Regions from separate parts of the Mus musculus genome. Here all the other regions are linked to region 4. The links are chromatin loops, found by intact Hi-C in ENCODE. Cell type or tissue: heart. All regions are shown on one strand. Each heading gives the region's core, and the rest is flanking DNA. Links, peaks and the distances in the headings are about the cores only.

Evidence for each region. Peaks named below come from ENCODE experiments on the same cell type or tissue, not always from the same donor. Only the 100,000 strongest peaks of a DNase experiment are listed, where the experiment ranks them.
Region 1: it touches region 4 in a loop (4-fold over the local background); 12 of 42 quality-filtered maps call a loop at or near these places.
Region 2: a loop joins it to region 4, with 2.3 times the contacts of the local background. A loop is called at or near these places in 5 of 42 quality-filtered maps.
Region 3: it touches region 4 in a loop (3-fold over the local background); 10 of 42 quality-filtered maps call a loop at or near these places.
Region 5: a loop joins it to region 4, with 3 times the contacts of the local background. A loop is called at or near these places in 12 of 42 quality-filtered maps.
Region 6: it touches region 4 in a loop (2.4-fold over the local background); 2 of 42 quality-filtered maps call a loop at or near these places.

The regions. Positions count from the first base shown.
Region 1 is chr13:43,862,430-43,867,263 of GRCm38, forward strand. It overlaps Gm33195 (a long non-coding RNA gene), which reads left to right and starts at 785. Exons shown (of 3, transcript XR_873323.2): 1 at 785-898; 2 at 3,393-3,610; 3 at 3,879-4,834. In heart, for the core only: CTCF peaks have their summits at 2,328 (motif pointing right) and 2,534; DNase peaks (open chromatin) are centred at 1,472, 2,282 and 2,872; H3K4me3 peaks cover 1,620 bases; H3K27ac peaks cover 3,111 bases.
Region 2 is chr13:44,407,000-44,411,833 of GRCm38, forward strand. No RefSeq gene overlaps it. Among named protein-coding and RNA genes, the nearest start is that of Gm33958, 9.3 kb to the left of the region's middle. In heart, for the core only: no CTCF peak of the experiment used is centred there; a DNase peak (open chromatin) is centred at 2,602; H3K27ac peaks cover 1,486 bases.
Region 3 is chr13:44,064,987-44,069,820 of GRCm38, forward strand. No RefSeq gene overlaps it. Among named protein-coding and RNA genes, the nearest start is that of Gm33489, 22 kb to the left of the region's middle. In heart, for the core only: no CTCF peak of the experiment used is centred there; DNase peaks (open chromatin) are centred at 935 and 2,465; H3K4me3 peaks cover 785 bases; H3K27ac peaks cover 2,833 bases.
Region 4 is chr13:44,229,861-44,234,694 of GRCm38, forward strand. No RefSeq gene overlaps it. Among named protein-coding and RNA genes, the nearest start is that of A330076C08Rik, 16 kb to the left of the region's middle. In heart, for the core only: no CTCF peak of the experiment used is centred there; DNase peaks (open chromatin) are centred at 2,401 and 2,741; H3K27ac peaks cover 2,321 bases.
Region 5 is chr13:44,727,781-44,732,614 of GRCm38, forward strand. It overlaps Jarid2 (jumonji, AT rich interactive domain 2), which reads left to right and starts at 3,491. Exons shown (of 18, transcript NM_001205043.1): 1 at 3,491-4,136. The coding sequence starts at 4,092. In heart, for the core only: a CTCF peak has its summit at 3,608; DNase peaks (open chromatin) are centred at 2,051, 2,881 and 3,481; H3K4me3 peaks cover 3,072 bases; H3K27ac peaks cover 2,989 bases.
Region 6 is chr13:43,793,182-43,798,015 of GRCm38, forward strand. It overlaps Cd83 (CD83 antigen), which reads left to right. Exons shown (of 5, transcript NM_009856.3): 3 at 4,352-4,547. Among named protein-coding and RNA genes, the nearest start is that of Cd83, 10 kb to the left of the region's middle. In heart, for the core only: a CTCF peak has its summit at 2,327 (motif pointing right); a DNase peak (open chromatin) is centred at 2,372; H3K27me3 peaks cover 352 bases.

The sequences.
Region 1 (4,834 bases), core at 435-4,434, 370 kb before region 4:
AGTAACTTTGGGGTTCCACACAGGTTCCCTGGGACCTTTTAACCGGTAAAAGTGAGCATTGGAGAACTCAGGGCCCATTACAGCCAACCTGTGGCTTCATCTGCTGGGCTTTTACACTGCCTTTTTCTTTTAAGGGAATCAGCTACAGAAAAAAAAAAAACCCAAAAAGTTCATATCCCTCAATTTGTAAATGAGAAAGCTGGGACCTTGAGTCCCAACCCTGTGCAGTTGCCAAGTAAGAAACTCCATCCTATCCTGGAGCTGAAGAAAACCAAGTTCAGACTGTCAGAATGTGCTGAGTGTTAGGGATTTTTGTCAAATGCAAGAGCCAAGGCTGGAGCCAGGCGCGGCTCTGTCTCCTTTGTGATTCCCTGGCCCATAAGTCTCACTGTGTTTATAACTGTTAAACACAGGGACAGTTGTTCCGTGATCAAAAGAACCCCAAGAAGAACTGAAGACTGGGGTCCGGAGCTGGAGGAAGCAGATGCAGACTCATCAACCAGTGGAGGGGAGAAGGTTTGGCGCCTGGCTGTGGCGGCAGGGTGATCTCTGCTCACTTATTTCAGGAATCTACCTCACTTGCCAGTTCTCTCTCCATGCAATGGTATTCTCTAGTACCTATGTGGCTCTGTGGGATCTGCTACTTAGAACTAAATACATATTCATGGACTCAAAATGTAAACATATATACCAGCCAGGAACTTGCAGAAATATAATTATTAGCCAGGACTTAGTGGGTCTACGAGGCCTGTTGTATAAAGTAATGGTTAAACTCAGGTGTTAATATATACATAAAAGAAGAAAACACATGGTCAGATAAGCATGTCTGACCCCATTTGGTTATGCTGAAGGCACCAGGAGTCCTCATTGGAGTGCAAGGCCTAGGAGAGTCCTCAAGGTTAGCTACCTCTGCCCCTTTCCCTTGTCGTGTGTGTGTGTGTGTGTGCGTGTGTGTGTGTGTGTGTGTTATGGCCACTTCCAGTTACCTAAGTTCCCTCTCCCATGGTCACAAGCTTGAGATGTCGTATTTTTTACTTTAAATCTGGTGTTCTGAGGACTCTCTCTGGCTCAGGTGAAGTTGGGACAGAGTGAGATCTGTGGATGAAAGGCATGGCTACTCTCAAGGAAGCTGTCTTGGAAGATTCCCCCAAACTTCTTCCTGTTCTTAGCGGACAGGTCATTTCCACCACCTTTGGGGTCAATCTGACCCCGAATGACCTTCAAGAGAAAAAAAAACGATAAAAGACAAGAGGCTAGAAAGTTACCCCTTCAGTTGAGTAGTTAGCAGTGGGTGCAGGCTGTCAAAGAATAACTTGGAGGGGGATGTTAAGGATGGCTAGATTCTGGAGGCGGAGCCATTTTTGCCTCTGTAACAGCATCCTACAATGGTGAAACAGCTTATAGTCCTTCAAAGTGCCCCGAAATACAGGGTGGGTTAGATGCCACCTGGGGGCAATCCTGGATTTGTTACAGAGGGGCAGTGTGCAAGGGGAACCACAACCAGACGGGAGAGAGGGAGAGAGGCCATTCACAAGAAACAATGTGCTCGGCCCCAAAAACCCTTGGAGACTGGACTTGTCAGAGCCCATTCTGATTCCCCCACCTAACATTTTGTAGTGTGGTCAGCTCAGTGTTCAAGGGTGGGCTGGTTTATGTCAACATGGTGGGATTACCACAAAAGTCATTCTTTGTACTTTTGAATGCGGCTTTTCCAATGGGGAAAATTAAAACCAACTAAATTGACTTTTTTTCCCCCTCTGTGACCCAATTCCTGGCTTTCTCTGCTTTGTCCTCCGCTGACCAATCCTTTAGGCTCCTTAAGATCTTGATACCATTTGTAGCAAGAAGTTCTAGGGCACTGAGCCACTGACAACCAGGAGCATCCTTACTCTGTTTAATCCTGTACGAGCATCTAGGTGACAGACTAAGGCTTTTAGCAAAAGCAACAAGTGGTTGAAGCAGGGGGACAAGGGCATGTCCCTTCTGCCATCTCTTCATTCACTCGCTGTCCCCCATAGAGGTCTCTGCTAAAGATCTGGTTCGCCAGCTCTACAGCGAGGTCGGAACTCCAACCACAACGACCCGCCACTCCCCCAGGCAGCCTGCTCTGCAGAGGCAGAGCCTTCCACGCCTTCCCGGAGTCTCCGAGCGCACGCGCCACCTGACTAGCGCGGTCATTGGCTGCTGCCTGTTGCTAACCCACGTGACCGGCGCCAGCGCGCTCCGCCCCTGCCCCTGCTAGCCTAGTGCTTTCCTGCGGACGTGCGCTGCTGCCCAGCCTCAGGCTCCAGTCCTGCGCTGGCTGCTGCTGGCTGTCGTCAGCGATGCCGCCGCCGGCCACAAGGTGGCAGTGCCGTGCTGCGTGGCTACACGCCCCTGGAAGCACCGGACCAGCCTTGGTCTGGCAAAAGTTTTCCAGTCTTTCCAGCAGATGCGCCCAGGCCGTGAGCCCTCCCGGGCGGCCTGGAGGCAAGGGATCGGGTGGGGGTGGGGTAGCCGCCGATGTCCTGGGTGGCTTTGGGGGCGATTTGCAAAGGCATGCATTTGTTGTTAAGAGCTCGGAGAAACAGTTTGGGGGAGCCTGTCACAGATGCAAAGTCTGTTGATATTTCCAGGAGTGTTTGGTTTGGTTTGGGCTTTAGGGACCTACAGCAAGCATCGATTCTCGTGGAGGCGAACAACACTGACAGCTACTCTTTGTCTCTCGTCGGGATTCTGAACAGAGCCCGACGTCGCTTCCATTTCAGAGATATATGCCGCTGACACTACCTTGAGAGAGCTCCTGCCTCCATGGTTCCTGACCTGCCTAGAAGGGGAGGGCGCAGGAGACTCTTGTTCTACAGCTGTCCTCGGGATGCCCTCAATTCCCAGGCGCAGGGATAAGCTTGTCTGACCCCATTTGACCCCGCCGCAGGCGCCAGGCGTCCTCATTTATTGCGAGGCCTAAGAGTCCTCAAGGCTTACTGCCTGCCTACCCCCCTCCCCCACCACCCGCCGCTCTTCGTTTTTTGGTGTTTTGTTTTGTTTTGTTTTGTTTTTCCTCTCCTTGTCCTGTGCGGGAATCATATGCCTCCTTCCTGTTGTCTAAGCTCCCCTCTTCCGTAGGCACAAACCTGCCCCCTCTGCGTTTTTTACCTTAAAACAGGTGTTCTGAGGATTGTCTCTAGTTCTGGCGACGTCTTGAAAGAACTGAGTCTGAGCGAGGCAGACAGACGGCAGCATTAGTGGTGATGGAGCTGCACTGCTAAATGTGGAGATGGGAGGGGAAACACACCTGGGCTTCCACAGGGCAGGAGAAGATCTGTCACTTGGGCAGAGCCTTTGAGTCGCACTCAGGTGATCTCCAGGTATCTTTTGTCTGTTTTAACCTGACATTCATTTGCATCTAACAGGACTCCCGAAAGAAGCCTGGTGTAACTGAGTCTGGAATTTTTGCTGGGCTTGCTAGGTCTACACTCTCCCACCTGTGCTCCGAGGAGAGGTGTAGACTATCTCTTGGATTTTGCTTGGAGGATGTCCTTTCCGGACTCAGGACCTAGGAGAGACCAGCAGGAAACAGAACAGAGTCTACATAGGTGAATATCAAAGAATCACCTGGAGAGATTTACAGGTGTGTCCTGGATTTGGGGGAACCATGGAAACACAGAGTCAGCTACCTGTTGTGGTGAAAGTGAAGTCAGGAGTGGGGAAGGGTGGGGAGGGAGAGGGGTGAGGAGGGAGAGGGGTGGAAGGGCTGCTAAACAGTCTCTGTTTCCAAGAGTTAGCAAAACACAGATGTACTAACCTCCCTTGGGTTACTAGATGTACTAACACTCCCTTCATCAGAGTGAGTGGCCTCCTAGTAGAATAGGTTGGCTATGCCACGGAACCATTTTTAGGAGATGTCCAGCAATGGGGAGAGAATTGAAAACCCCACAAGATTATTCCCCCAGGAGTGAGCCAGCATGGATGCATTGCCATATTCCAGGTATATCACCACTCAGGCACAGTTGAACCTACTAGACCTACTGTGGTCTGAATGTTGTTTCCCATTCCCTAATGTATGTTGAAACCCAATATATAATGTGATCATATTAGGAGGTGCGGTCTCTGGAGATGTGATTCAGTTATGACTCAGATACGCCCTTATAAAGGAGGTGATTGAAAAGGGTTGTCTTGGCCCCTTCAGTCATGTGAGGAACACCCACACGTCACCACCTATTCAGCAAGGAGTGGGCCCTCACCAGGCACCAAATCTGCTAGCACCTTGGTCTTCAAATTCTCACCCTCCAGAACAGCGAGTGAGCAATACATTCTCTGCTCTTCAAGTTTCCCCGATTAAGGTGTTTTATTACAGACAACAGACTGGGACAAAAGGCCTGAGTCACAGACCAGTGATTGGCAAAACAGAGAAGCTGAAGCAACTGTACAGCAAGCAGGAGCTCACACACGGGAGCCTACCTCTGGGAATGCCGAGAAGTCAATGCAATGGTCACATCTCAGGTTGTCTGGACACACAGACGGTTCACAAATCCCGGGATGGACCAGGAAGGCCATTCAGTGAGATTGTGTTGAACTGGGGAGTGGTGACAGTAAACATTGACATTATGGTCCTACATACATATCATACGTTCCATTAGTGTCCTACATAAGTTATAACCTGCTTACTCCTCCCAGTGCCCTTGAGAGATCAGCCTGCTAATTCCCACTCCAGAGTCAGGGAAGCTAAGTGCTGGGGACTCAGGAAACTTGACTGCGTTTATAGCCAGTGAGTGGCAAAGCTGATGTTTGAATCCGTGTTTCGTGTTTCAGAGTCTTGGGAAGCTACGGTTTTTGTCCATGGTGAGTCCTTGTT
Region 2 (4,834 bases), core at 490-4,489, 180 kb after region 4:
ACAGAGTGAGTGAGCCAGCAAGCAGCATTCCTCCATAGTTTCTGCTTCAGCTTCCTGCCTGGACTTCCCTCGGTGGTGGACTGTACCCCGGAAGTGTAAGCCAAAGAAACCCCTTCCTCCCTGGGTTGCTTTTTTTTTTCTTTTTAAAAGTATTTTATCACAGCAATGGAATGAAAATAGAACATAAAATGGTTAAAATGGGTTTCTTTGCTTGCCCAGCCCCCACCACCCCACCACCCACAGATCTCTTTGGCAGTCTACTGCAGACTATAGACACCTCTCAAAATAAGAATACTAAATATGTAAAATAAAATATAGAGTAGTAGCTAAAACTACATATAGCAAAAATATGACCATAGCACAGTGTTTAAAACATTATCCTATAGGCTTATGTGTGTGTCGTCATTAATACATTAACAAAATCTAGCAGTCACTTTACAAACCACTATAATGTCTCAGGAGGGATGGAAGAAAATGGTATTTTAAGATCCTTGCAATAACTGCCATGTTAGCACAACTGTGGTTTGTTACCACACCCTTGGCTGAAGGAAATGCTAACTTTCAGTTAAGGGTTACAATAGGTTTTTTTTTTTTTTTTTTTGCCTTCCAAATTCAAGCTCCCAAATTAAGGAACACTAACCTCAATCGCCAAACTGGCAGGGAGGTCCTTATATAATTCTTGCCAGAGCAGTGTCAGGCAAGGGATTGAGGCAAAATGAGTAGTTTTGCAGTCAAATCATTAAAACAGCTTGTTTCATTGCAGAATCTGTGAAGGGGCACACACATGGGAGATACCCTCTCCTCTTATGCCTAAAAGTGGTGTCAGGAAAGTGGCGGAATCTCTCTCTGACAGAGTGATTGCTGACCAGTGAACAGACAACAGGAGCTCAGGATACGGGGTAATTAGCATTGTTTGAGGGAAGCAAGGAGATGACATAGACTGTGGCGCCAGAACTTCAGAAAACGACACAGTTCATGCCTCAGGATTATTTTCCTTTGAAAAATAACCATCGTTGCTCAGAATCAGACATAACACAGGATCTGCCTGGCTCCATTTTTTGCTTGTGATTCTGACTGGAGCAAAGACCAAACAAAGAATTTTCCTAGAGAGCAGGGGAGACAGAAACACCTAGAAACCTGCTCTCAAAGCAGCCTTTCTTGTTCCGCTGCAGACCACCATGGACGTTATGCAGCATTCTACCTTTCTGCATCCATATTGAGTATGATCAACAGCAGTTGATACCTAAGGTTGCCTCAAAGATAAATAAATAAATAAACAAAAATATGAGAAAGAGGCAATGGACACAAAAAGAATATAATAGGTCAGACCCAACTGTTATTAAACAGAACACATCAAAACAAAAAATGAGAAACCATTTGGGTTTCTTAATAACTGGCCTTTTCTAGCCAAGGACAAAGAAAGGGTTCTAGTTGGCTGGGGAAGTCAGTACCTTTTGAAAGTCTGGAGAGATCTTGCACTAGGGGAAAGCAGTGTAGATATGCAAATGTTCCATTCAAATGCAGCCTGAATATGAGGTAATTCAGTGGACAGAACTACTTTCAAGCCCCCTCTCCAGCTTAGAACTGGTCCAGACCTAACATAGCTTTATCTCCCACAGCCCACACCAAGATAATTCAAGTTGAAAGTCCATTGACAGCGCTTAGGTAGGAGAGCTTGTGGGTTCTGAAGTCTGGAATTCTCATGTAAGACTGTACGCTCTGAGACTGGAGCTCCTGGGTGGTCTCTGCGCTCCCGATGAGACTAATGGACCGATTATGCCATCCCAGAAGTTCTCCCAGTGCATCCTTTATCTTCCTTTTCCTTAGGAGTAGTTCAGAGCTTTCTTCCCCGAAGTGACCTCTGGCAGCCTCTGTGCTGATATCAACTCACATTCCCAGTGAGTGAAAGGATTAACTCAAGGTCACCAAGCAGATAGAAGGTTGAGGCTTGGGTAACACTAATGACTAACCTTGTGTGTCTTATCATTCATGGTCCTATTTATCTCAACCTGTGGATTCCTAGGATATTGCACGCGCGCGCACACACACACACACACACACACACACACACAAAGCCAAACAGGCCCTTCCTGAGAGCATTCAAGGTTGTCCCTGGTGGAGTTCACTCATCTGGAATTATCAAAGGATCTAGCACAGTGGTTAAGATTTAAAAAAAAAAAGTCCCAAGTCTAACAGCTCAGGTTTCTAACCAGGCACCCACTGGATTCCTGGAACCGTGTGGTTGGGAAACTATATATAAACTTCGGAGTTACTGCCTCTCAGGAATGTGAAATCCCATCAACCTCAGCTTTTGGCTAACCCCAAACCTCAGGGATTAAGTCCCCATGGACACACAGGTGTACTTTGCTCCAAAGAGCCCTTCAAAACCTCACCAGAGTTCTCAGCTCTCTTTGGAAATTAACAACCCCGGGTCCAGCGCCCACCGCTCAATTTAGCAATCAGTTTGTGCCTGTAGAAATGCAAACAAGACAGACTCCTGCTCCTCCCGGGCCAAGCTCCGGGCTAGAGAGCCACTGCCAGGCGGCTCCCAGGGGAGATTTCAAGAGGACTTTGCTCAGGTTTGGCATATGCTTCCTGTCCAGACCAGAACAGAGAGTTCCCATCTAGCAGCTGTGAACTCTGACTCACCTGCCTGCAGGAGAATTTCTCCATGTGACAGAGTATTTAACAAGGGCCTAAGGAGCAGGCGTGTTCTGCCGGAGTCTCTGAAGCAAGAGGACAGCTGTGCTCGGGAAGGAGCAGGCGTTGAAGATAGGAGTCTGTGCTAATCTGGAGCTCCCATCTTCTATTGTCTTCTCCCCCCTCACCCTCAGACAAACCCCAGGGTCTGGTGCTCAATTTCTCTTGAGCTAGGGTCCCTAGAGGTGGTCACACCCATACTCACTTTGTGCACTGCCTGTAGGTGTTCACATTCACTGTCCTTTCTGTTGCTTTTAAAAACCATTTACTGTATCTAGGGCTTGGCTTTTGCCGGCAGCCAATGTCACCTTGGTTGTATATACGCACGCTTGAGGTACATTTGTGAATCACTCAGCCATCACCAAAGAAACGTCTTCTCGTGGTAAATGGGACTTAACAGAGAGATCCACCACTGGACAAGGCGCAGAGGATGAGAGACTTTGGAGCACCCAGTCCTACATGGTATGCTCTATCAAACCCTTTCCCTCCACGCTCGGGGATCAACGCGGAAGAGGAACAGAAAGATTTTAAGAGCCAAAGGTAGAGGAAGACTCTAAAGAAACAGTGTCTGCCAGACGCAACAGGACCAATAGGAACTCACAGAGACTGTGGCAGAAGACCCAAAACCTGCACGTGTTCAAATCAGACAAAATGGCCGCCCTGAGAGCAGAAGTGGACACAGGGTCCCACCTCTAACTGAGAAGCTCTTTGTAACTGAGAACTCCTGGGAGAGGGGAAATCTGCTTGCTACAGTGGAGTGGCCCTGGGTTTATCAACCACACTCAGACAGGCTCTATGCCCAGGAAGCAGTTGGCCAACACAAAACAGACTCCATGTTGTTGGTTTGGGGGTGGCAGGGGGAGCTTCTTGCTTTCTTTTGTTCTGTCTTTTTGCCCCCCCCCCCGCCACGCCCTTTGTTTTAATTTTGTTGAGAGAGAGAGTAAGAAGGAGAGAAGGGAGGGAGGGAGAGAGAAGCTGTGAGCTAGTTAGGGGAGGGGGAAAGACATGATACATTATGAAAAAAAGCAATTCCTTTAAGTGCCCATGAGACCTTGTGGGTAAAAGGCTCCCATAGAACTAAGAAAGAATGCAGGGAGGTGGCAGATACTGTGCAATCCCTTGGGCTCAGAGGCTGTGGAGTGGCTGTACCACCCATAGAGTCACTTGGAATCTCAGTAGCACTCAGAACAGAATGGGTGATAGAACCCTAGAGCCCAGTGGCCAAAGGGAACCAATCCCATTTCAACGTCTGCCCTTATGAAATAAGCAGTTGCTTGAAGACTCTTACAAAATGGTTGCTGAGAATGCAAAGAAGTGAGTTGGAACCTCCCCCTTGGCCATTGCCCTCCCAGAATCGTGCTGCCAGGAGGCTGTGTTGGCTCCTTAAGGCCATGGCCACACCTGGAGTGTCAGTCACGCCTGTGAGCACCTCTATTATCTTCTTATTCCTATGAGGTAGAAAGCCTGGTGATGACATTCATGCGCACTGGAGTCCCTGGGCCCCATTCACCCCATCTACCCTTCCCTACACCTGAATTTCAAAGCTCCCCTCTAGCCTCCTATCTTCTACAACCTAGCTTCTCCCTCTGCTAAGATCCCATCTGTCTTCTTGTGCAGTTAGTTTCTCCAGCTCGAAACATAGCCTCTTGGAGAGGAGGGAAGCTCAGGAGACTCTGAAAGTTCAGAAAGGTAAAAGACTCCTAAGGCCCTTCCCTATAAGGTTACTGACACAGCATGACAATCATTACAGAGAGGAGGCTCTTCGAGGGAACTGCCTGCAAGTTGTACAGAGAATCCCAGAGTTGCACTTTTCCTTAATGCTATAGAGAGCATCCAGGCTAGAGTGAGCTTTTTGGTGGTACAGCTAATCATGTCGCCTTTAAGAAACTCCAGTAAACTTCAAAGCGGGACGTGAGTAGAATCTGTTCTTTGGGCTGTTGCCAGTACCCTATCTGGAGTGATTACCTGTTTGTTCATGTCTCCTCCTCCCCCCCCACCCCCCCACAACCCAACAGTTACAGAACAGTCCTGTTGCTGATGGGTCCCAGAAGTACAGGTGGCTTTCCAGCCCCTGATGCTGTGTAGGTCCATGAGAACCTTGAGGCACTTTGCTTCCATGCCTTTTCCTTCTCAG
Region 3 (4,834 bases), core at 490-4,489, 160 kb before region 4:
TGAAGGGTAAAGACAAAGTCAAGAAGATGCGTGTGAGCCCATTTCTTGCTTCTTTCTTCAGACGAAGCTTTGCCTTTCTTTTCTAGCTTTGGATGAATGAAGTTGTCACAGTCAGGTCGCTTTCAATAGGGTCTCAGAAAAAACGCCTTTGCCACCCTAACTAACCTCATTTGGCCAGGGCACACATTTAGACGTCTTTCTCCAATTTCTTTATTCTACACATATCTTCCCCTAAATATTCCCATTCTTGCCTCCCGGTGGTATGGACCATTCTTTATAAAGATTATGGCTTCTTAGCCCAGCTCTGTATTTGCCCCCAATCTCTTACTGCCACAGAGCAATGGTACATGTGAAGGGGACAAGAGACAGCTAAGACCTGGTAGACCTGTTATAGGAAGAGAACTTTGGCGGAAACAAATTGCTGTTTAGTTAAATGTAAGTTGCTTCCTAGAGTTCACCTGCTATATATACATGTTTAAAAGAAAATACTCTTTTTTTTCTCTCTTAATGAATTATGCTGCCACCCCTAAAATTGTCTTTGACAGGTGACAGTTGGCCAGTTTCTTTTCCTTCGCTGCCTAGCATCACAGGGTGAAATGTCTTCATCACCTGGAAGCTGTGTGCCAGTGTGGCCAGGTCACAGGCTTCCTTGGTTTTCCACTGTAACTATTGCAACCGTCCCGCATTCTGGTTCCTAAGACCTTCTTCAGGAAACCACACCAGTGACCTTCAGAAGGCCAGAACTCTTCACCCTGAATGTTTGAGCCTTCCCTCTCTCTTAACGCCTGGCTTTCTGCCAGCTGAAAGCAGAAGGCCGTTAGAGATTCTAATCTCCCGGTACAAAGTCTCTTTGGCATCGACAGTCAGATGTCACCTGGGGTCACCGTGGCCTATTTGAGGTGCAGAGTTCTGGGTAGTTTCAGTTGTGCTTGCAGCCGATTCAGAGAGCAAAAGCCGAAGTCTAACAGGAAGGTTGGTTGTCTGAAGTGTGCTAAAAATACTTTGACGTTTGTTGCTTGTGAATGGTTATTTTTAGTCTGAGGAAGTGGATTTAACATAGACCCGGGGGCCCGGTCGTGGCTGACAGAACCAGTGAGGTGTGCACCTGGATAAAGCCGTCCATTTCTGTCTGTCTGCTCCACACTTCTTCCTATGTATGCCCTGGACATGGAGGAGGACGAGACAAAACTGATTCCAGGTCTCTGTCTGCAGCGGGACCTCTCTCTTCCTCTCTGAAGCTGCTGGCCGATGAGAGGCAGGCCAGATCCAGAAGTCAACAGCTGGGCTTCAGACCCCACGAGGCACTGTCCCCTCTGCTAGAGAATACAGTCTGTGGCTTTTGAAGCCTCTGCCCTGTAGTGCTGGGCTCAGTAGAGTCTAGGTGGTTGGTTGCTAACAACTGTCACCTAATTGTCACATGAGCAGGATAACCAGACTCCTGTCCTCTAGAAGGTTCCTGCCTCATTGCAGCCTCTCCAAACTGAAGAATGAGCAGGGAGTTGGGGTACAGGTTGGTTCTTTGGCTTCTCATTCCTTGTAGGTTGACTGAGCAGTAGGGGAGGAATGGCCGTATACTGAATACCCTCCTGGTATGTCCCACTTCTATGCTATCAAGCAAGGTTAGTTACTGAAGCAAGTTAAGGTAAAGAAGCAAGAGGCGAAACCCAGAGGATCTCAAGTGGACCCTAACTGTTGTACCAATGGCAGGGGCTAAGGAATGGCAGATTAGGAGTGGCCACTTGGATCCCACTGTACCTGGGACTGCAGACTGTCTTAGCAGAGCTCTCTCACGGATATTGTGATGAACCAGCTAAGGGTTACTGCATCGTTCTTAGTCCGCTTGTGCTGTTCTAGCAAAATGTCACAGATCAGGTGGCTTAAACAGCAGGCATTCATTTCTTACAGTTCTAGGGGCTCAGAAATCCACGACCAAATGCCATTCAACTGCAGATCCTGGTCACACTCCCTGGCTGCCTTCTGGCTGTGTCTTCACATGTCCCTTTCTCTCTTCCTCTGAAGGGACAGAGACCTCTGCTGTCCCCTTCTCTTCTTGTAAGACCAACAGCCCTACTAGATTGGGGCCCACCCTTGTGACCTTATTTAATTTGAATTCCATCCTAAAGATCTCACATCCAAATAGTCACCGTGGAGACTGAGACATCTACACACAGACTTAAGGAATGGGGGACACACTCTGGCCATAGCTCCTGCAGCCAGGGAACCAACTGCAGCCAACTTTGCTGTTGGGACCCTTTCACACTTTGGGGGTACTCTAGGTCCAGGTATCCCAAGGAACCCCCATGTTCCTTTGTCAGGAGACTATGCTCAGGCTTCTGGTACTATCTTGAAAGGACAATGGTGAGAGTTGGCTTCCTTTCATAAATGATAGTTTTTGACCAATGAATGGCGGGCAGGAAGGAAGCAAAGATGCTCTGGTTTTTTTCAGCCTCTGGACAGGACAACAGCAGCTGTCTAGAGGAAACTCAGAGATTATATAAGTCACATCCCAGATGTCCCCTCCCTGATCCCTCCCCTGAGATTTACCCTGTCCCAGCATCTTTCTTCTTTGTGCTTCCCAGAGTTCCTGAGGAGGGCTTGCGTCTGGAAAGCCCAATAAAAATAAACAAACAGTTAAGGTACAAGACCCAAGACCCAGGTCTGAGCCAGAAGCCCCTCTGCTCAGATGTCTCCTCTCCACTTTAAGGTTTAGGCTCGCTACAGCATTCCTAAAGATCTGTAGTAAATGAAAGGCCTCACTGTGGAACAGCAGCAGGTAAAGGCTTTTCTGCTTTCTGGAATCTTCTTGACCATTCTAGCTCAAAGTCAGCACTAGCATCCTAGAGGAAACCCTGCTTCATTTTCTTAATTATCTCAACCTGGGCCTCATCAGCCAAAGCTTCCATTCCAATCACATCAGCACACCTGGTGTCTGCCTCTCTTCTTACTGTAGATAACAATGCTAAAGGGACCTTTTGTGGTTTTCTCCATCTTTGAAAAACTTTCCTAAAATAGCTTGGATTCCCTTTGCCTTGTTTGCCTGCGTCTAAAGATTCCTGAGAATCCTGACCACACTTTCAGAATTCAGCAGGAAGAGTGTTGTAGGGAGTTGGCTATCCATGTGCTTCCAAGGCTTCACCCCTGGAAGAGAGGCCAATTGAGAAGAAGGGGAAAATAAGTCAAGTTAGACTGTGAGCAGCATCAGCCTTTGGCCTTGTGGTAGTAGTGACAGGTTTGTAGCTTAGAGGGTCTTGCCTGTGCTCTTGACCCTCAAGGTTAGGTGGCCTGGTGAGGTACATCATCTTCACTGAGAGTTGAGGCTAGAGGAAGGAATGTCTTCACCTCGCACCTCAGCTATACCTTTGAGGAATGGTGCAATAGAGGACTGGGAAACAATGACATCCTTGCCAACAATGCTATTTTAATTAAAACAGTGGTAATTTAATTATCTTTTGATGGTTAAAAAAAAAAAAAGAATGAGCAAATTAAAATTCCGTGTATTTTAGAAAGGCCAAGCAGTTTCTGGGAGGTCAGAGGTTACTACTGGCAAGCATGTTTAAGGTAAAGGACATCACACCTGCTGTTTCAGGGGCGAACGAGCAAACGCAAAAACAGGCCGGAGAAAAGTCTGCCGGCAGAGTTCAGTGCTCGCTCAACTGGGTTCCAGATTCCCATGAATCTCAGTGAACCCTGGTAGAGGAGGCAGGGCTGTGTGAGAGATGGCCTCTTGCTAGCCCAATGCTTATTCTTTATTCCTTAGATAGCAGTGTTTCCACTTGGCCTGTCTTTCCCATTATCACATTAGCATACAGTGCTTGGTGTGCCGCAGATGCTCAATATATGCTTGAGAGGGATGACGGAGTTTACCAAAGCAACTTGCTTCTCTATAGCTCTCCGCTGAGGAGGGGAAGGAAAGAGGAGGAGCTGCTAGAAGGAAGAGATGCATAAAGATTCTAGGAAGATGGAGCCGGAGCGGGTGGAATTCTTCTGTTTAGATAAGAATGGGGAAATTTGTCTTTACCCCATGAAACCTGAAGTCCCAGAGGCTTTGGAGTGATATCCTCTTCTACCAAGGCTGAACAAACAATAGTGCATACAGTTTACGAAGCCACCCAGTCCATAGAGAAGAAGGAGTCTGAACTGACTGATAGAAACCTGAACCACTGTATTGTGAAGAAAACCACTTCCTTCAAGACTTCACTGAAGATGGGGCCAGGAAAGAAAGTCTTGAGGCTTCTCTTCTTGACTTGATAATCCCGAGACAGCTTTCTTTGGGGCTGTCTAGAACTATCTTTCTCCTGAGGGGGGTCAATAACAGGGGTGACGTTTTAGGTTGAGTATATTCAGGCTAGTTGGATCTTGGAGCCAGACCAAAGAGACTGGGGGTTGTTTTTCAACATCTCTGTAGCTTTTGTGTCTTTCCTGCTCTGGGTTTAAAATGCACAAAGGGAAGACATGATAGTGAACTTTTTCTTTTAACTTTAATGAATTCTTAAAAATCTTTTAAGTGATATATCATGTAGTGTAGAAAAATGCATTCAGAAAACATATATGGCTCTAGGATCTATCACAAAATGAAGGACCACTCAGGTCAAAGAATAGAATTTCATCAACACCCAAGCAACCCACTTCAGAAGGCACTTCCAATTTATAACCCATTCCCTCTTCCCCGAGGATAACCACTGTCCACTCAAAAACATGAGCTTAATTTTACTTGCATTTGCACGCATACATGAGTCATACCTTAAGCATGATTTTGATCTAATTACTTTAAATTACATCACATTTGGAAACTTCCAGGTGTATTTGCATTTAATGGGAGTTTGTTTAGTTTTGC
Region 4 (4,834 bases), core at 556-4,555:
GTACTGCCCCTCAGTGTCCTCATGGGCATGTCTTCTCTCTAGGTGCTCTCTCTTGTTTGCTGTATTGCATTCTCCCCATGTGTGTTCTTTGAGTGTGTGGGGTGTGTGTGGGAGAGTGTGTGTGAGTGTATGTATGTGAATGTGTGTGTGTATGTGTGTGAATTGTGTGTGTATGTGAGTGTATGTATGTGTGTGTATGTATGTGTGTATATGTGAGTGTGCGAGTATGTGAGTGAATGTGTGTGAGTGTGTGTGTGTGAATGTATGTGCATGAGTATGTGTGAGTGAGTGTGTGTATGAATTGTGTGTGAATGTGTGTATGTATGTGAGTGTGTGAGTGTGTGTGTGAGTGTATATGTGTGAGTCTGTGTGCATGCGAGTGTATGTGTGTATGTGTTGCATGTATTTGAGTGTGTGTGTATGTGAGTATACGTGTAAGTGTGTATGTATGTGAGTGTATGTATGTGTCTGTATGTATGTGAGTGTATGTGTAAGTATATGTGTGTATGTGTGTGTGAGTGTATGTGTATATATATGTGAGCGTGTGTATGTGAGTGTGTGTATGTGAGTATGTGTGTGTGTGTGTGTATGTGTGTGAGTGTGGGGAGGGGTACATGTGCACAAATAAGTGCATACTCATATAAAGAGTAGAAGATCCTCTTGGAAGCTGTCAAGATGTCAAGATGGGTTTTGTTTGTTTTGTTTCTGTTTTGAGACAGGATCTCTCGCTGGTCTATAACAGCGGCCAGTGGCCAATGAGCCCAGGGATCTCCCTGTCTCTGCTCCCCAGTGCTGGGACTACAGGTACATGCCTATCTTTACCGTGGGTGCTGGGATTAGGTTCGGCTCTTCGTGCTTAGGAGACAGGTACTTTCCCCACTACGCTGTCATCTGAGCCCTCCCTTCTTTGACCTGACCTTCTTTGACCTCCATAAAGCTTTCACATCTTTTGACCGTTCAGCTCTAACCACAAAGCTGCTGTTCCTTGCTTACCTCCTTCCCAGCCTGAGATGGGGCTGTAGAAAGGGGACCTTGCTCTCAGAGCCTGCTTGAGTCTGCTCCATGTCACTATAACCAAACACCAGGATCAAGGGACACAGTAGTAAAGAGCTTCAGTTTTCCTACAGCTTTGGGGGCTCAAAGGGGTGATGGCGGCTGTCTGTACTCCAGCATGAAGGTGGTGTAGTGTAGCGATGGGACGACCATGACAAAACAACAGGCAAGTATGTTCCTGTGAGGTGCACTGCTTCTACCACCACCCACTCTTGGGGGGAAGAGCACTACATTAATCTCTTCCTAGGGTAGTGCCCCAGTGACCTGGTCACCTCCCACTAGGCCCCATCTCTGAAAGATCCTCCACATTCGCCCTGTCATCCTGAGGGGTCAAGCTGTCAGCACACAAAACTTTGGGAAGTGTCCTCAAATTATGTCCTATGAGGGCAAGTCAGGGCGGAGTCTTAGGTTGTGTGCCCCAGTTCCCCTTTCTTACCCCACACTGTCTTAACTCTGATTCTCCTGAAGTAACTCCCACATCCCACTGGTCTCCATCTGTCTAAATTATTGCAGACTTAATGCCCTGGTCAGCCAAGCCTCAAATGATCAGCTTACGCTCTGCCTCGCAGTGAGAGTCTCCCTCAGCCCAGAGTGCATGCCCCCAGATGACCCAGTCCCTTTCTGTGCCCAGACTGGCTTTCTGGACCCCTAGTGAATGCCTGTGGAAGCCAGGGCTTCCACAAAGCTGGCCAGCCAGCTGCCTGCATCTCCCCTGGAGCCCTGCCCTCTTATCCCTGGCTCCCTCTTACCACCAGCCTGTCTTAATCCTGCCTTGTCTAGATCTGTGAATTCGCTCAGGTTTAATCCTCTTTCTCAGTGGTCAGGGGTGTATTCCCTTAATCATCTTGGTACCATCTAGCCTGACATCTCCCCAGAATAGGAGAATCGGGAAAGTCAACTTCCTAAAAATGCCAGGAAACAAACAAACAAGCTAACAATAATAACAAACAACAACAACACCCAGGGCTGAAGAGATGGCTCAGCTGTCAAGCACTTTCTGCTCTTGCAGAGGACACACATTTGGTGACCAGCACCTACATAGCAGCTCGCAGGAGACTGTAACTCTAGTTCCAGCAGATCTGTCCTTAGAGTGTCTGAGGTCCTTTTCATGAGCTTATGATAGAACCCAGAACAGGGGCACATCACAGCCCAGGGAGAAGCGTAAGCAACGTGCTGACAAGCTAACCACCAAAGTGCAAAGCCACAAATTAAAAACTCCTTAAAGAGCCAAATCCTTGCTTAAAAGTTACAGGGGGGCTACGGGGATGGGGAGGGAGGACTCCGGGTCCCTTTGTGCATTTCCGTATTAACACAGTCACACTTGGCCATGCAGATGTCAGTTCCAATAAACAGCAGGGCTTTCCAGGGCCTGGCCTCTAATTGAAGGGATTGTTACTGTTGGTGAATGTCTGGGGAATTAATTAGTGGCGAGCAAACCGGTTCATAAATGCCTGCTTTGTAAGGGGTCCTCACATCCTGGGGACCTCGATTCCTGTGGCCAGCTCTGCCCTAGGAACTCATGCCAGCAAACGGTATTTATTATCCTTCTCGGCCTCACCTGGAGATAGGTCTTCCCTGCCTTAGACACCACCAGGTTTGTGTCTTCCCCCCCCCCGGGGGGGGGGCAGCAAGCATTATGGGAAAAACTCCCTCGGATCTTCTGGCTCCTACTCCCACAGCCTGACTGAGTTTATGAAAACAGGCCTCATTTGCAAGTCAGAGATGGAAACAAGAGCGAGAGCTTCACACAGCCCACGCCCATTCCCAGTTGGTAGGCAGGTTCAAACACGTGCTCACGCGTGCACTGCAGCTACAGCACGTGCATACACACAGCTGCCCAGATCGCTGTTTAAGCAGGGTGCAACCGATCCCAAACTCCACGCCTGAGCTGGATGTGGCAAGCCAACTCTTCAGGTAAGTATTATCCTAAGACTTAAGATGACTCGGAGGACAAGTCTCCCCAGCCCCCTCCCTCAAAAAAGCACACCGCTCAGAATGAACACAGCTGCTAGTTTTGCAAGCTCCCCCCTACCCTGGGTAAACTGCCATGGACATCATCTTGAAGTCTTTCTTTAAGTTGGGGAGTGGGAAAGATGCTTTATGCTGTTAAATATGGGGGAAACTGAAGAAGAGTTTTCAGAATTACAGTTTTTTGGTTTTTTTTCTCTTTGCATGGTTTATGCTAAGCTGTATACATGTTCATGCTCTATACTATATGTTTTTCTAGCTCCCTCCCCCACTCCAATGAGTGACGGTAAAATTTTTTGCATAAAAAAAATCCCTTTAGAAGCAGTGGTTCTCAACCTCCCTAATGCTGTGACCCTTTAATGCAGTTCCTCATGCTGAGGTGACCCCCCCCACACCATAAAATTATTTTAGTTGCTACTTCAGAAGTGTAATTTTGCTACTGTTATGAATTGTAATGTAAATATTTTTGAAGCTAGAGGCTTGCAAAGGGATTCATGCCCCACAGGTTGAGAACTGCTGTTATAGACTCTGGTTGTGGCCTGGGCAGTTTTGTCTGACCTTTGCAATAGTGTTCGGTCTTGAAAATGACCCTGAGTCACAAAGGAGTCTGCGACAGTCTCTGCACTGAGACCTTGTATCTGGTTTCTGGTTGGTCTTAGGAGAGGAAAAATAAAGGAGGGATTTCTTCCTGAAAGCAGCATCCCCTCCTCTTCTGTGGCCTTAACCCTTCTTCCACACAGGGCTGCTCCTCTGGCTCCTGTCACACTCCCTGCTCTGTTTTGGGCCTGGTATCAGCTATCTGCACTATAGAATAAATGAACTCGATTCACATCTAACTCCGATGTTAGAAGCTAGTATTTCATTTTCATTCAGCTACGTTTGGTCTTATAATCAAAGTATAGGCAACTCTGAAGTCAGAAATCTGGGCTCCTGGCTTCCTGCATCTGGGGGAAAGGCAAGCCCTGGGAGCAGCCACACAGCTCGGTGATAAATATCTCCACTTTAGCTATAGCATACCACCATTTATTACCCCTGTCCCTTCAGAAAGAATTCCCTCCATGGGCATACTTCGAAGAGTATGGTTATAAATAATGTGCCATCTGCCAATGCACATAGGCCTGGGGGTTTGAAAAGTAAAACTCTTTATGTTTCCATGTAAAACTGGACTTTCGCCATATGTATGCTGAGTAACAGTGAAATAAGAATACATCATGATCTATGGTGCTAGATTAAGAGATGACGAAATAACATCCCAGAGAAGTGACATCTTTAAAGGTCAGTCACTGATCAATGAACTAGGTGCTTGAACCAGGAAAGAGGCGGGGTGGCCTCTGGCTCCTTCTCAGGCTTCTTATTTCAACGCCAGATATTCCCAAGCAATCTAATGAAAGGGATGGAAAATGGCGGTTATTCCTTGATAGTGGAAACGACAGACCAATCTTGAGTGGGGTGGCACACTCCTGTAAATCCAGCACTCAGGAGGTGGAGACAGGAGGATTTACATAGATCAGGGCCATCCTTGACTACAAAGCAGGTGGCCCCGTGTGGCAGGTATGTGCAGCTGGGATTCTTCGCCTCTCAGCTTGACAGAACAGGAAGCAGAAACCAGACAGGCCAGACTATAAACCCCAAGGCCTGTTCTCATGACTCTCTTCCTCTGAGGAGACACCAGCTCCTAAAGGTGCCACGACCTTGCAAAACAGAGCCAACAGCTAGGGAACCAACTGTCCAAACCCAAGAGCCTATGAGGGACATTTTAACATTCAAACCCAAACACCCCCTTACCCAAAATACAATCTATGTAGTACAACAA
Region 5 (4,834 bases), core at 548-4,547, 500 kb after region 4:
CCTATGCCTCTGGCCTCTGTGGGCATCCACACTCACCAGGACACACACACACACACACACAGACACCAACAGTTAACGACATTTAAAAAACCTTTTAAAAGATTGTGTTTTAAAAGAAGTAGCTGAAATATCAAGGGACACTCAGGGGTGAGTAGGTTAAGCAGCCAGGCTTAACTGAGCACTGTATGATACTAAAATGGATTTGGTTCATACAAAAGTAAAAATAGCTCTGTGCCAAACGTGGCATGGGAGATGATAACAGCTGCTTAATTGTCTGTCAATAGTCTAAATGTTGCCCATTAGAGTTTGTGTGAGGTATTAAAAAATGACACCTTTTCAATTCTATCAAGTTCCAGAGGCTCTGAAGAGAATATAAAAAATTATGTCTGGGCTTGGTGGCACATGCTTTTAATCCCCTCACCCAGGAGGCATAGTCATGCTAATTTCTGAGTTCATGGACAGCCAAGGGAACTTCCAGATTGCCTAGTTAAAAAAAAAATAAAGGAAGGAAGAAGAAAGGTAGACAATACTACCACTGACCCTGGAAAGTTTCCTTTTTTTTTTTTTTTTTTTTTTAAAGAGTCTCAAGTATTCTAGGCTGTTCTTTACCAGGCCTGCACTTACCAGGTTGAGTCCTGTGCTAATTTAGAGAGGATTCTGCATCCTCAGAGAGGACGTCAGTGCTAGCATGTGGTTCAAAGGAATCCATTCCTAGTTCTCTCAGGAGTTAAAAAAAATCACAAGGAAAAGCAAATTAGACCTCCTAACAAAATAAAAGATGGGAAGCAAAGCTAATACTTGGCCTGGCCTGGAGGGTGGAGGTTGGAAGTCATCAGGAGATAGTTATTCCCACAGCAGGGAAGACTGTCAACCACAAAGGACAATCCATTTTCCTTTTCAAGGAAAACAACACCAGCATTATCTAAGCCTTATGGAAATGAGCAAATTCCTCCTCTACCACCCCCTTAGGCCTCAACTAACAATGGTTTTTCACACTTGCCTGGGACTTGGAGTTGGTAGTCTAGCAGGAGACTTCACAGGCCTAGGACTGAGAACCCCAAACTTGTCCAGAGAAACCACCAGAAACTCACCTTTGTTCTTATTTAATTGACTGGGGTCTGACAGATATGACATTACATTTGCACAAAGCTGTTTAAAATAATAACGACGTGGAGAAACAGACACCTCTAGTGTACAGGTCGTAATGATCCGAATGGGTTTGGAAAGCACCTTGTGTCAAGACGACCATAAAGTCACTTGGGTGGTCAAAACTGAACTGTAAAATAGAAATGTATTCGATCATTCCAACCAAACGGAAACAGTGAACAATTTGTGCATTATTTAAGACACACAGGCAATTAATTTTTCTGCTTGTAAAATGAACATGAGTTTTAGAAACTTAAAAAATAAGACAAATAATGAGGTATAACTTTTTAAAAATAAGGGTGTCTTATGTCAACTCATGAAACAGTCCAATAACCTGCATGGTTCTAAACTAGGGTTTTGTTACTTTATAATCCTCTCCATAAGCTTTGGCCGGAATCAACTTGCAGATGTGGAAACTGAGCAGCTTAGGAAAGCCATCGCTCAACTTGTCTGAAGTGGCCACTGTGACCTCTGAATCCATAGGTGTTAACTCGCTTTTTTAGAACCTTCTAGACACCATGACTAAGTTGCCCTGTTGCGACTAACAGTGGAATGGTCGTGACTCGGGAGTGCTTGTTTTGGGAACCGACTGCCCGGGAGGAGAGAGAGGAAGAAGCCAATGTGTGTCTGCAGGTGGATGGGAGAGGCTCCAAGCCTTTTCGCTTCCCTGAGGCTAGCCAGTCAGATTTGAAAAGCAGGACCTTGAAGACCATAGGTTAGAACCAGGAAATTAGCGCCGAGGCTGGGAGCCGTGCTAAAGTTCCTGCGAATGCCCCCGAGAGCGACAGCAGGGCCTGCGATCCATTGATCTGAGCGACTGGCGAGCCTGGGCAGGGCAGGGGCTGGGGCAGGTAAGGCTGCGGGGCACAGACCATTGGGCTCTCGGGCACTCAGTGTTCGAGACGCTTCCTTACGGGCTGCCTGTGTTGGGGGGTCGGTCTCCATTTTTCCGTTCACGGTTTCACCTCGGCGTTGGGAGTCTCGGTCGCGGACAGCCCTAGTCCTGAGGGTAAAGACCCCCTTCACCGTCTCCAGGGACGGCGGGGCTTCACCTCGGAGCCACCGGCGACGGCCTAGGGTCGCGTCGGCCCCGGGGACAGGGGCGGGCACGCGGGCCGGCGACCACGAGGCCGCGAGCTTTCGCCGGGAGGCTGCCCCAGCCGCGTCTGCCTCGCGCGTGGGGTCGCGTGCGGCCGCGGGCCGGCTTGGAGCCGTGACCTCGGACCACCCCGGCGGCCGAGCGGCCGCCCGCTTGCTCGGCACACGGGCGCTTGTCCTGAGGTGACACCGCCGGCAACGGCTGAAGCAAGCGGGCGCTGCCGATCAGCGAGTTCGCACCGAGCGAGGATCCCTCTTGGTGCGTGGCCCAGTTTGGCTGAGGACCCGCTCCAACCCCTCGCTGACACCGCCCCCCGCCGCCGCCGCCGCCACGCTCCGAGGCCTTTCCCCCGGGAAGCCTGGCGGCTTGCCCTCGCGGGCCCGCGGGCGCGCTCTCGCGCGCCGATTCCTCGATTCCACAGGCGGTTCGCGCCCGGGGTGGGGGCGGGGCGGGGCGCGCGGGGCCGGGCCGAGCCGGGCCGGGCCGGGAGGGCGGCCCCCGCGGGGAGGGGACTGGGGGGCGGGGCCGGCGTGGGGAGTTCCTCGCTCCCGGACCACACGCTCCGCGGGCCAATCCCGAGCCAGCCTCTAGCAGTGTCGCACGCGGGACACGTCCAAGCGTTTGTTGGCAGGGCCCGGGGAAGGGGGAGGGGGAAGCGATCGGGGAAAAGGGAGTTGAGTGACAGGAGGCGTGGGGCACGCTGGGAATTGTAGTTCTTCGCTTCCGTGGCCATAGCCATTTTGTAGTCAAGGGACTACAACTTCCAGAAGATCAAGGGGACTATTCTAAGGTGCCCCGGGAATAGGCGGCTCTCCCCCGGGCCGGGCGTCCTGGGGCACTGGTACCCAGCTGCCCGGCTGCAGGTAGACGTGAGGGCAGTGGCGAAGGTTTGCATGCGGCGACTGTTGGGTGAGCGGACTGCGGGTGGGGGGGGGGGGGGGGAAGGGGCTGAGGTGGAGCGACCGAGCGTGCCATGCATTGAGCTAGGGAGCCTCTCTCAATTCCACGACTGGGCTCGGCGTGGGAGAGGCGCCTGACGGGCGGCCCGCAGAGGCTTCGTGGAGGCCTTTCCGGGGTCTCGTCGACGGGGCTGCGGGAGTTCTCCGCACCGGGCCGGGGCTTGTGGGCAGAGGTTAGGCAGGCGTGCGGGGGGCTCAGCTGTGGGAGTTTTCGGCTGGCGGGAGGTGGCGAATTAGCCGAGGAGCCCTAACTTGTATAAAAGCAGAGTCCATTTAAAGTTGGGCTGGCTAGCCTCTCTCTCATTGGTTAAGGGGCTTGGAAAAAAGAGACTCGGCGAGCCCTCCGCTGTGGTGCTGCCGCCGCCACCGCCGCCGCTGGAGTTGACTCTTCTGCTCGCACTGCTGCTGCAGCACAAACGTGACTTCCAACATTTTAAATTTATCTTTTCCTTTTTTCTTCTTCAAGATGTAACTACAGATCAGATACTAAGGACCTTCACGTTTCGCTGATGTAGTTTTTGGAAGAAAAAGGGGGGGAGTGAAGGGCGTCGGTTTTTTTTTTTTTCTTCTTTTTTTTTCTTTTCTTTTTTTGTGTCTGTTGTATGTTTCGGGGGAAATTTTCCATTATGAGTGTTTTACTAAAGTGAATTTTTCTTGTTTGCTTCGCTCGTCTTTGGCTCTTTTTATATTTTTTCTTTTATCCTTCTCAATTTCGGATTTATTTCAAGGCGAATCTGGTTTTGGGGGAAGAGGAAGAAAAGTCGGATTACAAGATCAACCACCACCAACAACAATAAAAACCACCAGGATATTTTTTTGCAAATTTCTGACGGCTTTAAATTCATGAAGCAATTGTCCCCTTTTGCAATCAGCATTTGGATCTCAGAATGAGCAAGGAAAGACCCAAGAGGAATATCATTCAGAAGAAATACGTAAGTGCTCTTAACAACACATCCTTTGGCTTGCAGTTTTAAGCGATGGTTGTGAATGTCAAGTTTATAGATAATTCTGCAGCTGAAAGGTTTTAAACAGCGTCCGATAAAGCTCTTTCTTTTCCGAAAGGGCTTTTCAGGCAAAGTCGTGTCTGCCTAGTTTGGTTGAGAAAACAGACTGGTGTAGAGATACCTCAAGTATATAAATTGACCTCGAATGACACAACGTTGATGTAGTTTTGGTGAAAGGCAAGGGGTTTTGGTGGAGGTTGGGGTTCTGTGTGTGGGGGCCCCCGCAGTGATCTAACTGCATTCTCGGGCGGATTTGGTCCCATATTGCACTTTGCATACAAATGAGCCTGTTATTAGTGTTATTTGGAAAATCGTGTAAGGTATGTGTGTTGGAAGCTAAGTTGCAATCCAGAGTACGATTATGGCGATCTTCTAGCACTGGCACATCATTTAATATATGTGGCCCTTTTGGCTTATCTAGCTTGCAACATGACCCAGTTGGGAATCATGTTACTGGGAATGCATTTATTGGTATTGACTTTTATAAAGAGGCTGGTTTTGGTTCTAAAGATTCATGGTTTCTAGTTTGAGGGGAAAAACATAGCTCATGTAAAAGTATATGTGTGCCTGAGTGAATGCATGTTAATACGAATAATTTCTCCCTGAAAACTGGGTTTCTGAGATTG
Region 6 (4,834 bases), core at 609-4,608, 440 kb before region 4:
AGAGAAAGGATATGATATTTAAGTCATTTATTCAAATTGGAGGCCTTGAGACAAATCAGAGTCCTTAGGCTTTCTGAAAATGGGAGGTCTCATTTTTTTCCTAATTCAAAAAAATAAAAAATAAAAAATAAAAAGTTCAGTTGTCAACATAAGAGTGTGGATATTTAAAAAAGCATTGGAACGAGAGTTTTGAGAAATCAATTTGCCCAAATTATGTTGTGCTTTCCCATTCTGTGCGGCAATATTAGCATCACGGAACACACATTAAACAGTTCCCGTCAATTATGCTCGGCTGTGAGTGAATCGGAGGGTTCCTTTGTTATAAATTACTATTTCCTAAAATGCTTTCGCAGAGAAGCAATGAAACACTTTTGTACTTGGAATGTTTAAAATGCTCCTCTTGCCAGTGGTTGGTTTCAAGCCAGCTCCAAATGTTCAAAGCACAGAGGGGGCTGGTCCAGCCGCCATCCTACCTCTCTGTGCTCTCTGGGACATCTTCAGTCCCTGGCACTGCTTCAGCCTCAGCTGGTTCATCTGACATGGCAAGGTGAGCTGGCCACGGGTCTTTTGAGAATATATGAAGTTTTGCATAAGGGGTTTCCTGGTATTCATTAATGCTTCACTCTGGTTTTGAGCATGTAACAGAGGTGTAAATGTGGTTGCTGCTTTGACATTAGTGGGGAGAGCCTGTATGTCTCAGGTGGGGTCTTATGACTACCCTTTCCCCCTTTTTGGAAAGTTATGTCTTAAGACGACAAAGGCAAGAGCAACTGATATTATATATGCCTTGAACATGAAACCAGGGGCAGGCTGTGGAATATTTCCAGGCACGCTGTACAGCTTTGTCCACTGTGTTCTAGGGTCGCCCCTCTTAGCTACAACTTCACCTATTCCCAACTCAACGACCTATGGCCAATCACAGTACAAAAATCCCAAATGAAAAACTTCCAAAGTAAACAGTTTCCAAGTTTTACATTGTCTGCTGTTCTGAGAAACGTGATAGGAACCTCACAGCTTGTCTTGTCTGGGGTATAAGTTACCCTTCATTCAGCTTATCTACACAAGATAAGCTACCTTCTCACAAGTCACTAAGCCATCTTTGTGGTTGTCAGATATACTTAGGATCAGGTATCTTGGGTTCAAGGTTCCCATATTTTACTTAATAATGGGCCTGTCACACAAGAGTAGTGATGCTAGCAGTTTGGATATACCAAAGAGAAACTGTACAGAGCTTCCTTAGAGAGAGAGAGAGAGAGAGAGAGAGAGAGAGAGCCAAGCTTCTTATGTTGAGATTGCTAAGGACCATAGTAAGAATGAATCTTTTATCCCAATGTTTTGAAGAAGAGAAAAGAAACACTCACCAGTTTTGTTGCCATACCTCAAACTGTAAAAGCCATGGTCAGAGCATGTCTCAAATGTTTCAGTGACATAGAAAAGGTATTACACCAGCCCCAGGGAGTACTGTAGGTTTTGATCTTGACTTTCTCATTGACTTTTCTGATCCGAGGGAGAACCCTCGTGATAGATGGAGAAGCTCCCCGGGAGGAAAGCAGAGGCAGGTCATCTCCTAGTGCCACTGCAGTCATATTTACCATTGAAGAATGATTTAGGGCAAAAAAAAGAGATAGGTGGAATATTGGTCATGGCTATAGAGAGACTGAGAAGGGTTAACCAGCTCAAACTGGTCTTGTGTGGCAGCTCTGCTGGACAGTCAGGGGTGGGGGAAGTTATAAGCCATAAAGAGCAAGCTCTATCTGTTCTGAATCAGTTGGATGCTCTTGGTTTCTTTGAAGATGCTTCAGCTACCTCCTTTCATCATTCCTGTCTATGTGTGTATGTGTACACATACATGTGTGTGCACATACATGTGTGCATGTATGCATGTGTGCACATGTGTGCACATGCATACATACATGGGTGCATGTGTGTACATGAGTGGAGAAACCAGAAGTCATTGTTGGATGTCACTCAATCATCCCTCCACCCCTTATTTTTTTGAGACAGTGTCTTTCATTGAGCCTGGAGCTCCCTAGTTTAACTGACTGGCATTCAAGCCTCTGGGATCCCAGTCCAGCACAGACTTTTTTGTCAGTGCTAAGGATTGAACTCAGGTCCTCACGCTTGTACAGCAGGGACTTTGCAGATGGAACGAAGTCCCCAAGCCCAATGTTGCTGTGTTTTGTAACTCCAAGAGCCCCAATCTTTTAGCTTCCTCCCGGAGACTCTTGCTTATTTAGTGAGGAACCTTTAAAAGTGGGGAAGACTGTCAAGAAATGGGATTCTCTGTTCAGAGACAGCCCGATGCTGGGAGTGAGCATAAATCTGCCAGCAGATGTCTCTGCAGCCCACTGTACAGCAACGCCAGCACACTGAAAGTTCGGATCAAAACTGGGTGACCTTGTTGTGAGGCTTCCTACGTTAAACAGAACTGAGCCAGAGTGCACGCACTTGTGCTTGCACAAACACACGGGCCTGTGCATTTCCCCCCCAGTATCACTCCCAACCCCTTGGCTATTTAGTTCCCTGCCAGCGTCCCCCCAGCTCTGAACATTGGAGAATTGCAGTTCCCCAATAATTGTGTTCCCCATTAACAGTTCACTACAACACAGAGAAGTCCAGTGCTCTGTCCTTTTCCCTACAGTGACGCTTGGGTTCTGTTATGATAGTAAGGCTAGGTAAGGGATGCCACTTGTCCCAGGGCTTCCTACTGGTTGCCAGCCAAGCAGCGAAGGGCAGTTCCAGGCTGTTTAGGGATGCTGACTGCCTGCCTGCCAGCACTGGGAGCAATGGTCTGCCTTACTGTTAATGAAAATCTATTTTGGAAGCTTTGAACTTAAGGTGTGTCCAACCTGTTGCCCGAAGGGCAGGCACATGTGGCTTTGAATAGCTATAAATGTGGCCCAACACAAAGTTGTAAATTTATTTAAAATACTGTGAGACATTTTTGGTGGTTTTGTTGTTGTTGTTGTTGTTGTTGTTGTTGTTGTTGTTGATGGTGGTGGTGGTGATTTTTTTTTTGTTGGTTTGGCTGTTTGTTTGTTAATTGTACATTTCTTGAATGTGAATCGTGTAAATGACAAAAGTAAGCTACAGGGTCAAAGGCTCCATGTGCCTAAAGCCATTTCGGTGGAGGAGCCAACTACTGAGTACAGATCAGAAACACTTCTAAGCCTTGCAGGCAGTCCAATCCATAAGAACCCACAGTAAAAAAAAAAAAGCCAGATGTGGTGGCACATGGTTGTCATCTACATGAGGCAGTCAGGTCTGGGGCTAGCTGGCCCCAGTCTAGTGTACATAGAAAGATTCAGGCCAGATATATATACAGACAGAGAGAGAGAGAGAAAGAGAGAGAGAGAGAGAGACCCCGTCACTAAAATACGAAGTGGGTCTCACGTGAGAAATGCACCTCAGGTTGTCCCCACGCTTTTCCACACATGCATGCATACATGTGTGCCTGCATACACATGAACATGTATGCATGGGAAAACATGGACACACTAACGTATGGATGGGAAAGAGAGTGGATGTTGAATGTGTTGTATGGCACATCTTTGAGAAGGAGATGCTGAAAAAACCCAGAACTCAATCTCCAAGAGAGCTTGGGGAGAGAGCCAGTTAGATTGCTTGGCTAGCTTGGGGATCACGGTCCTTCCATAAGGTGCTTTGTCATGACTCATAAAACCTCCTCATGCCACTGTCCCCAGCATCTTCCTGCCTCTCTTAGAAGGGACATAAAGCATTGTCAGCTTCTAATCATCTGTGACCTTGAATGTCAAAGGTGCTCGCTGACAGGGGACCATTATTCATCTGTACCTTTGGTTTAGTTGAGTTTGAGTTGGCTGGCAGTGGCTTTGGTTTTGTTGTTGTTGTTGTTATTGTTTTGGGTTTTTAAAAATAGATTTAGAAAGTAAATTTTGGCATCCAAAATTAAGAATCAGCTAGTGGCTGACTTAGCATCTGAAAACAAAACAAAACAAAAACCAAAGTAACTCTTAAAAGAGCAAAATCCAACCCAGAGTGATTCACATGGTGCCCGTCCTCTCCCCCCCACTACCCCCTTTACAGGTCTCCCAGCCAGTGTTTCTCTCACCCCTGCAGGGTGAAGGCTGTGTTGGTTCCTGGTGCTACAATCACAGCATTGCAGTCTTATCTTGTTTCAAAGCAAACACAGTCTCAAGAGTTTTTATAGATTCTCTTCTTCTCCCCTGGAATCCTCATTTACAGGGATAGGGGGTGGGGGAGCACCCTGTCTTGCTTTAAAAACATACATGTTTTGATGGTGTTGTGAAAGCAAGTTGTAAAGCCCTCACGCCAGTCTGTCAGTAATTGACTCTTTGCTGCCTCCTCACAGGTCTCCGAGAGTGGCACTGAGAGTGTGGAGCTCCCGGAGAGCAAGCAAAACAGCTCCTTCGAGGCCCCCAGGAGAAGGGCCTATTCCCTGACGATCCAAAACACTACCATCTGCAGCTCGGGCACCTACAGGTGTGCCCTGCAGGAGCTCGGAGGGCAGCGCAACTTGAGCGGCACCGTGGTTCTGAAGGTGACAGGTGAACTCACCTCACTTGCTTCCTTCTCACAGACCAGGGTGCACTTTCTGCAGGCCCCAGTCTCTCCTCTTCCAGAATCAGAACCCACAGCTTAGGACAACATCTGTGGCCGGAAATGAATTCCTTTGAAGAATATCCTAACTTTTTCTTTATGTGGCTTAATCTATGCACTGACTTTTGCCCAACATTTGCAAGGGACTGAGGCCAGAAATGACAAATGTACTGTCTGTAAGACCCTGGATTTGCACAACAGTTACTCTCCTCGTGTCACATAGCTGAAAGCTATT